Regions from separate parts of the Homo sapiens genome. Here region 1 is linked to region 2. A link is a loop called in an ENCODE intact Hi-C map of the cell type or tissue named here. Cell type or tissue: A673. All regions are shown on one strand. Links, peaks and the distances in the headings refer to the core of each region. The heading gives the core; the rest is flanking DNA.

Evidence for each region. Peaks named below come from ENCODE experiments on the same cell type or tissue, not always from the same donor. Only the 100,000 strongest peaks of a DNase experiment are listed, where the experiment ranks them.
Region 1: it touches region 2 in a loop (12-fold over the local background); 47 of 110 quality-filtered maps call a loop at or near these places.

The regions. Positions count from the first base shown.
Region 1 is chr5:133,943,262-133,946,065 of GRCh38, reverse strand. The region is part of intron 3 of LOC105379182 (a long non-coding RNA gene); the gene reads left to right. Among named protein-coding and RNA genes, the nearest start is that of C5orf15, 24 kb to the left of the region's middle. In A673, for the core only: a CTCF peak has its summit at 1,590 (motif pointing right); a DNase peak (open chromatin) is centred at 1,625; H3K27ac peaks cover 352 bases.
Region 2 is chr5:133,422,572-133,425,375 of GRCh38, reverse strand. The region is part of intron 3 of FSTL4 (follistatin like 4); the gene reads left to right. Among named protein-coding and RNA genes, the nearest start is that of MIR1289-2, 3.7 kb to the left of the region's middle. RefSeq lists enhancers at 1,225-1,519, 1,610-1,659. In A673, for the core only: a CTCF peak has its summit at 1,388 (motif pointing left); a DNase peak (open chromatin) is centred at 1,405.

The DNA of each region.
Region 1 (2,804 bases), core at 151-2,650, 520 kb before region 2:
GTGAATGCTGTGGCATTCTAAGTTTTCAGTTGGAAAGGGATTACTGAGTTGGGAAGCTGTATCCTGCCCTGGAAGCTAAGAAGGCAGAGGGAAGCCTGATCTGCTACCAACTGAGTGGCCATCAGAAATGGGAGCTGCAACCTTCCTGGGTGATGGTATAAGGCCTCTTTGCTCTCTCAGTAGAGCAAGTATGAATGCCAATCAATGAAGGGCACAGTGTTTTCCTCATCAGCCCTTCTGCATGAAACAAGGAAACCATTTGATAACACGCCAAGGCTCACCAGAGAGGGAGGGGACTGAGGCTTCAAAGTGATGTGTTAGATTCTTTGGGAATGTACCAGAAGGGTATAGCTTCCTGACTCAGTAATCCCATTCCAACCAGAAAACATAGCATGCCACAGAGTCCACAGATTCCAGTTAGGCCAGGGAGAAAGGGAGTCCATAATTACTTCTGATAAAAGATACATGAATAGCCGGGCACTGTGGCTCACGCCTGTTACCCCAGCACTTTGAGAAGCTGAGGCGGGTGGATCGCCTGAGGTCAGGAGTTCAAGACCAGCCTGGCCAACATGGTGAAACCCCATCTCTACTAAAAATACAAAAAATTAGTCAGGTGCGGTGGTGGGTGCCTATAATCCCAGCTACTTGGGAAGCTGAGGCTGGAGAATCGCTTTAACCCGGGAGGCGGAGGTTGCAGTGAGCAGAGATCGGGCCACTGCACTCCAGCCTGGGTGACGGAGTGTGACTCTGTCTCAAACAAACAAACAAACGAAAAGATACATGAATAAGTAGGGAAAATTCATGAAGGTGTGGCCAGTATTGGATAAATGTATCCAAAGCTTTCTGATGGACCAGATTTTAAGAAAAGGATTTTCCTGGTACATAAACTGCTCAGAGCCTCCAAGAGTTTGATTCTTTCCTTCCAGCTCTCCTGGCACAGCCAGAGGAGGGTTTTGTGTGATTGGCCCTTGAAACATTATTACAATCACTTTGTGGCCTCCTTCAGCTTATTTTTAATTACAAGGTCTATTGCATTTTTAAATTATTAACTCTGACAATTACTTATCTTGGCATTTTCTTATCTCGATGAAAATGAAAACAGCAAGGTCATGTTAGCTCACTTGAGGTTTCGGTCTGCTGCAGCTTAAATTGAGCTGAATAGATCAGCAAATGTTTGCAGTGCGGGGACCAGCTGAGGTTGCAGAGGGTCTGCTCAGGGAACACGGGCAGAAAGAACTTGGCAACACAGAGGCTAGTTCAAGGGCGTTTGGGGCCCAGGTGATCGGAGCCCGTCTGTGGAAGTGGGAGGTGCCCTTGTAGGTGATGATGGCCCATAAGCAGCTTCTTCCCCTCAAGAGCTCTGCGTACATCTCCCCTGGGATAGACAGCCAGAGGCAGAGCCCAGAAGGCGATAGCGACCCTCTGCCTCACAGTAACTTCTTTCTCTGATCTTCTGTGGTGGTCCTCACTCTATGACAACAACAGCAACTAAACGATAACAATAAGTGACTGTTACTGAGTGCTTACTGTGTGTCTAATACCTTGCCCACGACACTTGGCAAATATCCATGGATGCTGGGCACTGCAGGCCCTCATCGCCATGCTGCCTTCTGTCCAGCAGGGGGTAGTGTGACTACACCATAAAGGGGACCTCCTTCTTTACCTGGGTTCTCAGGAAAAAGCATCTTCGAGTTTCTGCTGGATGCTGGAAGGATGCTTCTGGCAGTAAGTCCAAATCTCCGACAGTGAGGGCAAAAGAAAGCATGATTATCGGCCAGGCGCGGTGGCTCACGCCTGTAATCTCAGCACTTTGGGAGGCTGAGGTGGGTGGATCACCTGAGGTCAGGAGTTCGAGACCAGCCTGACCAACATGGTGAAATCCTGTCTCTACTAAAAATACAAAAATTAGCCAGGTGTGGTGGAGCATGCCTGTAATCCCAGCTACTTGGGAGGCTAAGGCAGGAGAATTGGTTGAACCTGGGAGGCAGAGGTTGCAGTGAGCTGAGATCATACCACTGCACTCTAGCCTGGGCGACAGTGCAAGACTCCGTCTCAAAAAATAAATAAATAAATAAATAAATAAAAATAAATAAAATAAAAATAAATTAAGAAGAAAAGAAAGTACGATTGTCATAACTCCCCCAATCTCAGGGCACCTGCAGGTCCATTAGTCCCAACCTGAAGTCCTTTGTTGTTCAGTCCCCAGCTCCACTGACTCCTCCAAGGGCAAAGGGCAGGCATGAACTTGGAGAAATGGCTTCGGCCTCAGTGGACAATGCTGGTACCACGGTAGGGTCCTTGGCAACATGCCTCCTTAGAGATACACAGACGGTTCCTCAACCTGAGAGCCATTTGGTGGGAAGTACAGATGGGGTGCACCCATCCCCAGATGTGTTATATGCATTAGCTAATGGGCACTGCTGTTGAGAGACTGCTTGGCCATTTGGGGCAGCTGGCTCAGAAGGCACGTCCCTCGGATGTCTGCAGCTTCTCAGCCAGAAACCCGTGAAAAAGTTCCATCTTTCCCATAGGCTGGGAGCCAGTCACACCCTGGGTATAATGCCGAAGGAGAAGGGAGCAAGACTGCTGGTGGGACATGGTTGTCCCACAGCAAGACTGTTGGTGGGACAGGGCTCCGACTGCCCTGGCCCTCTGCAGAGCCTCCTGAGTAGGTAAGGTAGTGGCTGGCTCTCTGCTCTGGATGATTTCTGTTGACCCAGTTCTGGGAGTGGTTTCATGGCTTGGGGAAGAGCCAAGAACTTCACAGAAAGGACTACACAGAAATTCGTGACAGCCCCAGGGCC
Region 2 (2,804 bases), core at 92-2,591:
TGGGGATGGCATTATCTCTGCCAGCCTCTAGCTGACTTGCTCTGGGTCTCCTGCTGGGAGACAAGACCAGGCTGGGACAGGCCATTCAAACAGCTTGAGAGCAGCTCTTAAGACAAACCTCGGACTTAGCTAAGGTACCTTTTTTTTTAGGTCACTTTGAAGAAATCTTAATGTTAAAAAGATTTACAAACTAAAAACTTTATAATAAAGTGTTGTCAAAAATCTGTAACAAAATCTACATCAAGTCCTTATGGTGTCTGGAACATAATAAATGTGCAATACATGTGAGCCCGTAGATCTTTTCTATCAATACTCACTTGAAATAGATTAATCCACAGTCTAATAGTTAGACCCAGTCTGATGCGCATAAGAAATGTTGCTATATCTTTTGTTTTGTTTTTACAGATTTTCTTTTGATTAGGTTATCTATTTGATGGGAAGGGAGGAAAGGCCTAGCATTTTCTGCACCCACTGTGCACCAGGAACCATGCTAAGTGCCTTACATTTCACTATGGCATGTGCTTCTCTCTATGGGCTTCAGGGAAAGGCTTATTCTCCCATTTTCCAGATGGGAGAATTAGACTCAAGATCTCAAGATCGTTAGACTCCAAAGCCAGTACTCTCTCCTTTACGTGGTATTTAGAAGTGAGCCCAGCTATGGGAATGCTGCCTAGTGACCACATGGTCACTGCCAGCTTCCCTGTCCAGACCAGCCTTCCCTTGGCCTGAGATGTGCCATAGTGCCTCTCAGAGGACACCATCACGTATTCCTGTAGTGCTTGAGTGTCACCAACCTGGAGACGCCGTGGGACAGCACAACCAGGGAAGTCGTAGAGAACCCAGGTGCCCCTGGACATTCTAAAGACCATCATCTGAGAGACTGCTCGGAAATGCAAAGCTCACAAAACATGTCATTTCCTGTCTCTAAGGTATTGAATACAAATATCATCTCCTTTTATCTCCCATCTCCAAAACAGTCCCCTCGGGTTGTGTCTCTCTCAAGTGCTCTGTAAACTTCCCAAATTGTCAGCCGGTCCCAGGAGATGCTTCCATCACACTGGGTGATCATCTCATGATAACTTCCGAACTGGCCTCCTGCACTGTTCACGGGTCTGGGTGGTTACCCGCGCAGCAGAATCACTCAGCAAACGCTTGGATGTGCACTGACTTTGAACGGCTAGAAAGTTCAGGGGCACCACCTGCCTCGGAGCTGCTGCATGACTCGGGTCTGAGGTGTCCCCTGAAATCTTGGGGACAGGCACTTCTTCTGCTGGCGTCAGACAGAATGTGGTCTCCCCACAGGGAGCCCAGTCCGATTCTGCAGAGCCCGGCTCGGCCCTGCTGGTCTGCGGGTGCCCTTTGCCCTCGTGCACACAGCGACACCTGGTGGTAAGCTGGTGAACCGCCGGGACCCCAGCGCTGTTCCTCAGCTCCATGCTGGGCTCCAGCTCACGTGCGCTGTGTGCACCGAGGGACTTGTCCTGGCACGTGCACACCCAGTCTTGTGCACCACCGAGTACTCCGTTGTGACAAAGTTATACTCAGTTATGTATGTCTTCTTCCTGCTCTGTGCAGAGAGCAGTCCCGTGGCCTCAGTCATGAGTCATTTGTCTGTACTCATTCTCAGAGGGGAAGAAAATGAGCTGTTTCTAACTACGTCTATCGTCACCACCCCGATCGCCATCCTTACTGCCATCAACCACCACCATCCCTGCCGTCACCACTACCATTGCCTCCACCACCGTTAGCCATCACCACCGCCTCACCGCCATCATCCCCACCACCCCTCGATGACCACAGCCACCTTTGTGCCTTTACTACTGTCACCCCATGCACTCTGTCGCTCCTGTAGCAGGGGCTAACTCCTCACATAGCAGCAGAATTGGGCAGCCCTGCCCGCTGAGGTTCCAGGAGGGAGGCTGAGGGCCTCTTCCACAGAGAGTGCTGTGAAAGGCTCTTGGAAGGAGGGCAGGAAGGACCCAAGAGAGCAAGGCAGAGGGAGGATGGGCCTTCTCCAGCTCCTAGCTGGCAGACAGGACAGCACGAGGTACCGCCTGGATGCATTTAGGACTGAAGTTTCTGCTGATGTCAACGAATGCTGGAAATGTCCCAAGACCCCAGTTCAGGACTGCGCCTCATCCAGGTGAGCAGTGCAGAGCAGTCAAAAGGGGCCAGGAAACAAGCCGCCCATTCATTCGTGCAGTCCAAGAACAAAGCCAGCGGGCCAGCTCCAACCTGTTGTGACAGAAATACCAGGGGATCTTTTCTTTTTCTTTCCATTTCCCCCAGGCAGCAACTGTACAAATGAAACTTCAAAACTAGAGCTCGGCCGTTCAGAGCCTGCACAGCACTGACCTGTTTCTTGTTCATTTAGCCTCATTCTCTCAGAAGACAGAAAGCCTCATTCATCAGAACAATCACTTCAGCCCAGAGGGGCTTGGGTGTTGTTTCTAAGACATTACAACTTGCAGCCATAAAGGAAAAATGAAATAAACGTGGCAAGAGTTTTGAAGTGGTCTGAATGACCCAATTAAACACATATTTTCAAGTCAAACACACCTTTCCTAATGTAGAGATAGAATTGTTAAATTTCACAAATTACCATGCTCGATAATTGTCTAAGAGTAATTTGTGTAGGATGACACTGTTTTCTATTTACTCTCATTCCCTAGGTGATGTCTTCTAGTCCCATGACTTTAAAATCTTCCATTTCTACATCTCCAGGGACACCTCCCTCCTTGATTTTCCCCACTTAGACACGTAATAGCCATCCCATTCTTAAAGTAGTTAGAACAAATTCTTTG